Regions from separate parts of the Homo sapiens genome. Here region 1 is linked to region 2. The links are chromatin contacts, found by Hi-C or POLR2A ChIA-PET in ENCODE. All regions are on one chromosome and are shown on one strand. The core of a region is the stretch at or near the end of the contact, and the rest is flanking DNA. Distances in the headings are between cores, read along the strand shown.

Region 1 (5,396 bases), core at 2,875-5,374, 570 kb after region 2:
AGGCTGGTCTCAAACTCCTGACCTCTTGATCTGCCCACCTCAGCCTCCCAAAGTGCTTGGATTTCAGGTGTGAGCCACCAAGCCCAACCTGGTGTCTCTTCTTATAAGGACACAAATCCTATCAGATCAGGGCCCCACCCTTTTGACCTCAATTAATCTTAATTACTTTCTTAGAGGCTCCATCTCCAAATATAGCCACATTGGGGTTAGGGCTTTAATATATGAATTTGGGCTGGGGGGAACAAACAGTTCATCGCAAGTAGTCAGGACGAGTAATGGCAGCTGCAGTAATAAAACATCCCACCATATCAATGGCACACATTACAGTTCCATGCAAGTGTGTGGCAGTCAGCCTTCCACACGGTGCTTCGAGGGTTCAAGCTCTTTCCATCTGTGGCTCTGACTTCCTCATTCCCATGGGTCCACTCTACTCAGCTGGCAGACAGGGAAAGCGAGTGAAGCACTGTATGGGGTGTGTGTACGAGGCAGGCCTGGAAGAGGTGCCTGTCACTTCATCTCCTGTCCCACTTGCTAGAACTCTATCGTGTGGCTGCATTGAACTGCAAGGGAGACTGTCTATCGGGGTGTCTGGAATAAGGAAGTGGATTGAATGAACTGCTAGCCAATCTGTGCCACCATGGTGGAAAAGAGTTTGTGATGAAATCGACTTAGGAAAAGTTGTTTTTAAAACAGTTAGATGGGGGCTGGGTGTGGTGGCTTACACCTGTAATCCCAGCCCTTTAGAAGGCTGAGACGGCAGGATTGCTTGAGCCCAGGAGTTTGAGACCAGCCTGGGCAACATGGTGAAACCCCGTGTCTACAAGAAATACAAAAAAATAGCCAGGCAGGTGGCGGCGCACACCTGTAGTCCCAGCTACTTGGGAGGCTGAGGCAGGAGGACCCCTGAGCCCAGGATGTTGAGGCTTTGGTGAGCTGTGATCACGCCACTGCACTCTAGCCTGGGCAACAGAGTAAGACTGTCTCAAAAAACAAAAACAAAAAGACAAAACAAAACAAAACAACCCAGTCAGATGAATTACCTTACTGTGGAACATCTTAGGTCCTTTAGTGAACTACTGTGCATTGTGAATTGCTAAGACGGCAGGGAGTGAATGGTGTTTCTCATCCTGACTTAAAGACTAGCCCTGTTTTGCTCAAAGAGCTTCTTGTGGCAAAAATATCAGTGTAGAGCAATAGGTCCAAAACCAAGTGAAGAGGGATGAGTGTGGAGGGGGGGAATATGACCGGGTGTTGCAATGTGGATTTCGTGGGATGAGCAAATAAAGCTCAGGAAGTCAACATCAACACAGAAGAGGCAGCCTCACAGTGCAGCCCCGGTGCCCTGCCCTGACTGTGGAAGTCACCATCCTGGCCCCCAATGAGCTCATCGAAAGAGGGACGTTGTTCACGGGCACTGAGAGGTCAGATAAGTTCATTGCAGTTGAAGGCAATAAAGCAATTTGAAAACTTCAGTACGTCATCTCCTGTGGGTCAGAAGCTGTGCTTTTCTTGGCATCATCGTCAGCCTCAAGATGGGGGACAAACACTGGCATTGCTGAGAAATTTCTTGAGAGCTCCAGGGAGGCTCTCTGCATCAGCCTGGTCTGATGCACTGGCTGGATGGAAGTGCAGAAAACCGGTTCAAATGCAGAAAACCTCTTTTCTGACCACCTGGGTCCTTCGGAGCTGATGTGGGGTATACAGTGGAGTCCAGATTATGCAAGCTTAGGCAGGGCTGCCTCAAGTGCGGTGGGAAGGTAGATGCTGGAAACACTCAGAACTCTGCTCAAAGCCTGGCTCTGGCTTTGTTTCCTTACCTGTAAAGTGGGGACAATAGACCCTGCTCCAAATGAAAATATGAATACAGATAACAACAACAACAGTGATGATTAATTGAACACTTACTATGTACAAGGCACCGTGAACTATTTTACTTACATCATCTCTCATCCTTTCAGCAGTGGTTCTCAACCAGGGGTGAATTTGCCCCTCAGTGGACACTGGGCAATGTTTGGAAACATTTTTGGTTGTCACAACCAGGGGAGGGGTAGTGCTACTGGCATCCAGTGAATAGAGGCCAGGGTAAGATCCTACAGCTCATGGGACAGCCCCTAGAGCAAGGAATGATACAGCCCAAAGTGTTGACATTGCTGAGGTTGAGAAATCTGACTTCCAGGGATCCTTCAAGATTGTTCCACCCTTCCCCATTTTACAGATGAAGGAACTGAGGCTCAGACATTATCTAATTTGGAGAAGTCTAGACCTGAACCGACCCGATAGCCATTGTTTGCAATGCCTCTGCGAGCATGTGTGTGTGTGTATGTGTGTTTGTGTGTGTGTACATGCCATCCCCCTTCCTCTCACCATTCTTGTTTATTGACCTTGAGCAAACTCCTCTTCCTCTCATGGTTGTTCCAATCCGTGCTAATCATGAGAGTGTGCAACTCATGGTACTTTAAAATCAATAAGAAAGGCTTAGCTGGGGGTGGTGGCTCATGCCTGTAATCCCAGCACTTTGGGAGGCCGAGGTGGGTGGATCATTGAGGTCAGGACTTTGAGACCAACCTGGGCAACATGATGAAACCCCATCTCTACTAAAAATACAAAAATTAGCCAGGTGTGGTGGCACACACCTGTAATCCCAGCTTCTTAGAAAGCTGAGGCATGAGAATTACTTGAACCCAGGAGGCAGATGTTGTAGTGAGCCAAGATCGTGTCACTGCACTCCAGCCTGGGTGATAGAGTGAGATTCGGTCTCAAAAAAAAAACAACAACAAAAAAGTAAACTAGCTTTCCATTTCCTTTGATAATTTTAAACATTTACTTATTAGATAATTTTTTTGTAAAAAAGAGTCAATGTGTGGCCGGGTGCGGTGGCTCACACCTGTAATCCCAGCATTTTGGGAGGCCAAGGCAGGCGGATCACTTGAGGTCAGGAATCTGAGACCATCCTGGCCAACATGGTGAAAGCCCGTCTCTACTAAAAATACAAAAATTAGCTGGGTGTGGTGGCGCGTGCCTGTAATCCCAGCTACTCGGGAGGGTGGGGCACGAGAATCTCTTGAGCCTGAGAGGTGGAGGTTGTAGTGACCTGAGATTGCACCACTGCACTCCAGCCTGGCAACAGAGCGAGACTCTGTCTCAAAAATAAAAATAAATAAATAAATAAATAAATAAATAAATAAATAAAACAAGTCAATGTGGCAAAAAGTGTGAAGATGATATATTAAACATGACTGCCATTTGGGAAATATGGTTCTAGGGCTGTCCAGCTGGACTTTCTGCAATGATTGAAATGTTCTATTCTGTGCTATCCAATAGCCACATGTGGCTATTGAGTACTTGAAAGGTGGCTAGTGTAACTGAGGCACTGAATTTTAAAATTTTATTTTACTATATAAAGACAATGCAGATCTTGGGTGATAACCGTGATTGATAATGCATGCCTGGAATACTGTCTTTAGGAGGACTCAGCGGTCAGTAGTTCTGTGACAGATTATTAATGCCTGGTGTGGGTATGAGGGGGAATGTGATGGTGAGAGTGTCATTTATTGGCCATCCCTAGACTACGTTTTCTTAGAGGGTCCTTCTAGCTCTAACATTTCAGAATGATATATTCTTCCCTAAGCCTTCGGTAGAATTTAGTACCCAATTAATGATCTGTCTAACCCAGGATGTCATGGAACTATTTGTTTCTGATTTCTGTGTTTTTTAGAAAACCTCACACCATCTGCTTGTTTCCTGATAAACGTAGAGACTACTGATTAGAAGGCTTCACTTTAAAGTATTTACCCATATCTACATGCATTTGCCTGAAGCTAATTATTTCAGGCTGGTGAGATGTGAGTCACCATTTCCTTTTCTCAAGAAAGACACTAAAAAGTCACCTCTTTAGAGGCAGGGGATCATTACCAACGGAAAAGGAAGGACCCCATCTGTTTAATGTGTGGCTAAAAGTGGGGTGCTGGAAATAACCTTTCTCCACGTGACTACAGAGTTGGGACAGGCTGTCAACAGGCTTCGGCTATCTTGGAGAGAAAGTCCCAGATTCTGCCATGGAGAACAGAGGCAAGGCATGGCATGGAACGCTCCCTCCACCCACCGCCATAGAAGCTGAATGTCAAGCAGGTTGGCAGCTTTCCCCAGCCCTCCCCCAGTGTCCCTGCCAGGCACGGAAGGACGGGTCACAGGGCTGACCCTGGCTGGCATTTCAGACAGCTTTATAATTACACCATCTATTTTTCAACTTGCCACTGACCTTTTGGTCTTCTCATTTGTGAGCATGCGAGCATGTGTGTATGTGTGTGCGTTGGATGTGTCTTCTTTTATCTTTGCTTGATGCTCTCATCCTCATTTCCTTTTCTCTTCTCCTCTGGTCTTGTTTATCATTTAAACCACAGGTTGTTAGGGCCAAGTTGGTTTCTCTTTCCTTCTGCTTTATCCTATTATGGAATTATCTAGAATGAGCCCTGTCATCTCTCTGACCTCACTTTCCCATCTGTCAAATCAAAGGTTTTGATTGGATCATAAGAATTGGTAACATTGAATTTTTTTTTTTTTTTTTTTTTTTTTTGAGACAGAGTCTCACTCTGTCCCCCAGGCTGGAGTGCAGTGGCATGATCTTGGCTCACTGCAACCTCCGCCTCCCAGGTTCAACTAATTCTTCTGCCTTAGCCTCCCCAATAGCTGGGGACTACAGGTGCGTGCCACCACTCCTGGCTAATTTTTGTATTTTTAGTAGAGACGGGGTTTCACCACGTTGGCCAGGCTGGTTCGAACTCCTGACCTTGTGATCTGTCCGCCGCAGCCTCCCAAAGTGCTGGGATTACAGGCATAAACCACTGCACCCAGCCAACATAGAACTCTTGACTCTGCCCACCATATTGCTGTCACCTGCTGTCACTGCCTTAGTCCAAGTCCTCATCACCTGTCACCATTGGGACCAAGGTTCTATCACTCCAGAATGGTACCCCCACCCTTGGGCTCCCCTCCAATCTGTTCATGAACCTGAGCTAGAGGCATCTTTTGGAAATGCCCATTGGATCATGTCACTCCCCCATCGTCCTTGTACCCTCCAAGCCCAGCCTCCCTAACATGTCCTCTGAGGCGAATCATCAGGTCCACCATCTGCCCACCTCTCGTCCCCACTCTACGTCACTCTCCTGCACTCTCTACCCTCCAGCCCTCCTGGCCCTCAGTTCCTCAAGCATGTTAGTCTCCCTCTGGTAACAGACATTTCTGCCGGTGGTCCCCTATCCTAGAACAGCTGTTTTCTAACATGGTTGCATATTGGAATCGCCTTGGGAGCTTAAAAAAATCCTAATGCCCAGGCTTTACCCCAGACCATTTGGATCAGAGTCTTTGGAGGGGCAGTGTGGGCAACAGTATTTTTTTTT
Region 2 (5,475 bases), core at 1,424-3,923:
ACACATTTTGTTTTTGAGATGAACTGTTGCTCTTTTGCCCGGGGCTGGAGTGCAGTGGCGTGATCTTGGCTCACTGCAACCTCTGTTTCCTGGGTTGAAGTGATTCTCCTGCCTCAGCCTCCCAAGTAGCTGGGATTACAGGCATGTGCTACCACACCCAGATAATTTTTGTATTTTTAGTAGAGAAGGGGTTTTGCCATGTTCGCCAGGCTGGTCTCGAACTCCTGACCTCATGTGATCCACCCGCCTCGGCCTCCCAAAGTATTGCGATTACAGGCATGAGCCACCACACCTGGCCTGGTCACAGCATTTTTATCAACTGATCAACACATAACCTGGTTTTATGTCTGTTCCTGTTTAAAGACACCTTGTTTAATGTATGCAGTTGATTCATTAACATTGAATTCACAGCCAGCAGCACTGTAAGCCATGCCTGAATGAAGCATCTCTAACTCACAAATTATCTCCATACGGCACATCACAGCCTTCCTGTGCTTAGGAACTGTCGGCAGTACCACTTCAGCACTGTGCTTGGGGACATTTTAAACAATAAAATCAAGTGGAAAAAAAGGCCGGGTGTGGTGGGTCATGCCTGTAATCCCAGCACTTTGGGAGGCTGAGGCAGGTGGATCACTTGAGGTCAGGACTTTGAGACCAGTCTGGCCAACTTGGCGAAACCCCATTTCTAGTAAAAATACAAGAATTAGTCGGGTGTGGTGGTGCGGGCCTGTAATCCCAGCTACTTGGGAGGCTGAGGCACAAGAATCGCTTGAACCCAGGAGGTGGAGGTTACAGTGAGCCGAGATCACGCAAAAGAAAGAAAAGTGGAAAAAAAAATGCTAAAAACATGGCAGTAAATAGACAGCAAAGAGGATGCTTGTTTACGGTGTGAGATCTGAGGTCCCAGCTGTTCGACTTCAGCTGAGATTATGCACATTAGGGAGTGAAATTATTGGCCTCTGCACGTGTTCATGAATGATTGTGAAAGCACCTCAAGTATTGACTTTGGGGTTACAAATAAATTTTAGTGCGTAGATGAATTTCCAAATACGGAATCTGCAGATAACGAGGCCTGACTAATTTCCAATGACTGCCTCTATCCCTTCTAGTAGAGGTACCGGAGTAAACCGACCTCTGCTAGTTTTTGGAATGGTGAGGGTGTGTACTTTCAGTGGCCGAGTGTAACTTCCTCCTGCCTGCTTTTTCCTAGTGTGGAAGCCAGCTCTCCAGGCCACGGAAGTCCTCTGAGCAGCCTGTTACCTTCTGCCTCAGTGCCAGAGTCCATGACAATTAGTAAGTACTTTCGCAGCCCCCTCCACCAGCTCTGGGATGACTTCTGGCCCACGTCTCATGGCGGTGCCTTTGTGCTTCTAACCCTGTGACTGTGGGTTCACGTCAGGTGTGTACGTCCCTGGTTGTAGACTGGAGGTGTGGTACGTGCTTGTGGATATCCAGAACCGTGGTTAATGCGTGGCGCTTGGGCGTGTGCGCGCTAAAGGGCGTGCCTCAGGATGGAGCAGCCTTGCCGTAGACTTCTGTGGTTCCAGGTTTTGGGGTTTGCCTCCCATAATGCAGTTAGCTACAGAGGACCTATTCTAGTTGGATTTCCTTTGTAACTCTGAAGGACTCATTTTTGTAAGTGAAGAAGAATATGTCTCTCCAAGATGATTAAACTTTGCTAATGATCAGGCTTCAACTGTTTCCAACTTTACTACCTAGAAAAAGTATTAGAGATATAGCAAGGAAGACTAGGTTTGAATGGCTTTGTATAACAAAGAATAAACCAACTGTTATGTAAACTGACGGGTGCTCCTGGTATCTCACTGGTGGCTTGAGCCAGCATTTGTCCCATGGCCTCCCCTGGAGGCAGAGGGGGCACTTGTTCCCAATTAAAAAAAAAAATTAGCTTTTGTTGCTAAGGAAGGAAGAAGGCGTTTGGGAGGCACCTAGCATTTTCTGATTCAAGGGTGAAGCAGGAAGTGAGCAGACACTATGTAAACCAACAGTTGGTTTATTTTTTGTACACAAAGCCATTCAGACCTACTCTTCTTGAAGTTCCGGTGGTTAAGGAGATGTGATGGAAATTTCTCTCTATCCAGAGGTAGATGGGCTGGGGCTGGTATGTGGCTCCACGGCCATCAGAGACCGGGACTCCTCCTGTCTTGCCTTGTAGACCAAAATAGCCATTTTAGCTCCAGCCATTTCATTCTCATTCCAGGCGGCAGGAAGGAGGAGAGAGCAGAGAGACTTCGTCTATTTCTACATATAGGATTCAGGGGCCTGAGCTTGGATAGGGAAAAAAATTACAATGTTTTTCATTTAGCTCTGGGTGAAATATAGTATTTTCTTCAATCATGATCATTCTATTTTGATGTAATTGGTTTCCTTTGTGATATGGTATGTTTTATATATTTTAATACATTTTCCTGAATAGGAGCCCATGGTTATTCCTAGATTACAAAATGGGCTCTTGGTACAAAAACGTTGAAGCTCCCCCGACCTTCACTAGAAGGTGCTTACAGTATACCACTCGTGTCTTGGGCCAGCATTCATGTCATGGTCCCCCTTGGCTGCAGAGGGGGCAATTGTTCTTGATAAAAAGGAAATTAGTTTTTGTTGCTAAGGAAGGAAGAAAGAGTTTGGGAGGCACCCAGCATTCTTTGATTCAAGGGTGAAGCAGGAAGTGAGCAGACACCGTAAGGCTGCTGCGTGGGAACGGCTGGCCGCACTTTTTGTATGTGAGCATGTGTGGTTTACTGTGGCGCTGCTCAGCCCTGAACTCCGCTGAGCAGGTGTTAATAGATCACTCAGTCCATGGGACACAGGGTGGGTGAGTATGTAGCTGGCTGCTTTTCACCTGTCAATCTTTTGTTTACCACAGTACTGTTACTTACCCTATAGTTTACTTTATTATTCATTTTTATTTATTTATTTTTTTGTAGAGTTGAGGTCTCACCATGCTGTCCAGGCTGGTCTTGAACTCCTAGGATCAAGCGATCCACCCGCCTCAGCCTTCCAAAGCGCTGGGATGACAGGCATGAGCCACCGTGCCCGGCCTACTACAGTTTACTTTTTTTTTTTTTTTTGAGACAGAGTCTTGCTCTTGTCTCCCAGGCTGGAGTGCAATGGCACGATCTCAGCTTACTGCAACCTCCACCTCCTGGGTTCAAGCGATTCTCCTGCGTCAGCCTCCCAAGTAGCTGGGATTACAGGCCCACGCCCGGCTAATTTTTGTATTTTTAGTAGAGATGGGGTTTCGCCATGTTGGCCGGGCTGGTCTTGAACTCCTGACCTCATGATCTGCCGGTCTCAGCCTCCCAAAGTGCTGGGATTACAGGTGTGAGCCACCGTGCCCAGACTGTAGTTTACTTTTAATGATGCACTTAAACAAATTGAATTCCTTTATTTTTTGAAAAAGGAAGCTTTATCTCACTACTGTAAATGGAGAGTCACTATGAGTTAACGAAACCAGCAGGTCGCTGTAAAATGAAGACAGTGGAAGGAAACTATTACTAAGTGTGCCTGGCGTGGTTGCCTGCCCTGGGTTCCGATTGATACCCACTCTTGTTGTTCAAAAGAGAGATGAGTGCTGCTTCTTTTTGGCCCCGGCCTGTGGCAAGTATCTCAGTCTTCATACTGCTGGGAAGCTCTGTAACCACCAGCAAGACCAGAAGTGGGGTGATCAGCAGTGCAGGAAAGCCCATTTGGGTGCAGTCCCCGCACCTAGCCCTTTTGGAAGTGCTTCTCCAAAAGGGAATTGTGCCGGAAAAGTAGGGATTGAAACCAAACAGCCACATCCTGCCATCAGGATGCTCTTTATGGCCCCACTGACCAAGAAATCACAGCTTCTGTACTCAGTGATGACTGCTTGACTTCAGTTGAGGACAACAATGAAGTTCTGTAGCCAGGCGTGGTGGCAGATGTCTGTAATCCCAGCTACTCGGGAGGCTGAGGCAAGAGAATTGCTTAAACCCCGGGAGGTGGAGGTTGCAGTGAGCCGAGATGGCGACACTGCACTCCAGCCTGGGTGCCAGAGCGAGACTCTTTGTCTCAAAAAAAAAAAAAAAAAAAAAGAAAAGAAAAGAAAAGAAAAAAAAAGCTAAAATAAAAATTTCGGGGAAAAAAATTTAGGGATAAAACCTTGGTGAAGTTCTGATTGCTGGATTTGGTCACAAAGATCATGCTGTTGGTGACATCCCTGGGGTCCGAGTTAAGGTTCTCAGAGTAGTCAGTGTAGCTCTCCCTTGGTCCTATGCAAAGGCAAGAAGGAAAGACCAAGATAATACATTTTGATGGTGAAAACACAGTAGAAATATATTTTTATAAGCCAAAGGCAAAGAGATGTGTCAGCGAGTCACATTAGGTGTTGAGGCTATCCTGTTACTGAACTGATGGTAATGGAGAGGACTGAGGATGAGAAAAGAAGCCACTCCTGTGACTTGCTGGGATCTAACGCCACATCGCTTCCCAGCACCTATGATTCTGTCTCTGTGTGGGTGGCACCGTGGTGTAGATGGACAAGACTTGACTCTGGCTGTGAGGCACAGCTACTGTAAAGAACACTGCGTTTTGATTTATGGGCATTTTTTTTTTTTAAAGGACAGCAGCCCCGAGATCATGCCTGCGAGCCTTTGTAGGCACCGTAAGTAGGGCTGCAGGCATCCCTGTGTGCCCTGGCAGGTGTCTGACATTCTGTTTCCCAAGAGTTCCTGCGGCCGGGGCTGAGGTCCCAGCATCTCAGATAAACACGGTTTGCTTTGTCAGCTGCGTCTCAGGTCCACATAGAGCATGGTGTCTGGGCCTTCCTCAGCCGCTTTCTGTCTTTGAGGAAGTCACTGGCCTTGCCTGTGCATTTTCAGTGATGACATACATGCCCTTAAACATGCTCGAGTTAGGCCAGTGACAGAGGCGTAGATTGTTTTTCTTGTTTTGACTCAGACAATTTTTTAGAAACTATATCATTTTATTATTTGGCATTTTGAGCAAGTTTGGGACATATCCAGAGCTTATACCTTGAATCTCTGAAGAAAAAAATGTCACCATGTCTGCATTTGAGCCTTGATACTTGGTAGAAACGTGGTCTGTGGTTAGGATTGTGTGTGGGTGGCTGGGACAAGGGGCTTCTGTCTTCTGCGGTGCCTGTACCTTTAGGAGTCTTCAAGGACAGTGCTGTTGTCTACCCTGGATGTCATCCAGCACAGATGAGGGGTCAGGAATCCTAGAAATTTTGAGCGAAGGGTGGTTTTCACTTGTGTTTTCCCACCCTGCCATCACCTCCTGTGTCACATGCAAGAGGAGTAAGAAGAGTGGGTCTGTCTGGGTGTCCGGGGTATTTGCTTGGGCTACCATAACAAGGGGCCACAGATAGGGTGGCTTCAACAACAAAAACTTATTTTCTCGGCCGGGCACGGTGGCTCATGCCTGTAATCCTAGCACTTTGGGAGGCCGAGGTGGGGGGAATCACTTGAGGTCAGG

What was found. A loop is a pair of places that touch in the nucleus more often than their neighbours do. ChIA-PET counts read pairs that join two places held with the same protein, here RNA polymerase II (POLR2A). Pooled maps may share reads with other maps.
Region 1: a pooled map shows a loop between it and region 2 (5-fold over the local background). The contact joins two enhancer-like sites. A Hi-C loop is called at or near these places in 1 of 168 maps with a recorded cell type or tissue (endothelial cell of umbilical vein) and 4 of 50 pooled maps. POLR2A ChIA-PET finds 5 or more read pairs at or near these places in 1 of 52 experiments (activated naive CD4-positive, alpha-beta T cell).

What each region holds. Positions count from the first base shown.
Region 1 is chr16:12,642,792-12,648,187 of GRCh38, forward strand. No RefSeq gene overlaps it. Among named protein-coding and RNA genes, the nearest start is that of SNX29-AS3, 34 kb to the left of the region's middle. Within about 2 kb of position 4,125, at least 3 of the 41 ENCODE cell types and tissues checked have a DNase peak (open chromatin) inside an H3K27ac peak, as active enhancers do.
Region 2 is chr16:12,077,623-12,083,097 of GRCh38, forward strand. It overlaps SNX29 (sorting nexin 29), which reads left to right. Exons shown (of 21, transcript NM_032167.5): 11 at 1,211-1,293. It also overlaps the pseudogene RPS23P6. Among named protein-coding and RNA genes, the nearest start is that of SNX29, 100 kb to the left of the region's middle. Within about 2 kb of position 2,674, at least 8 of the 41 ENCODE cell types and tissues checked have a DNase peak (open chromatin) inside an H3K27ac peak, as active enhancers do.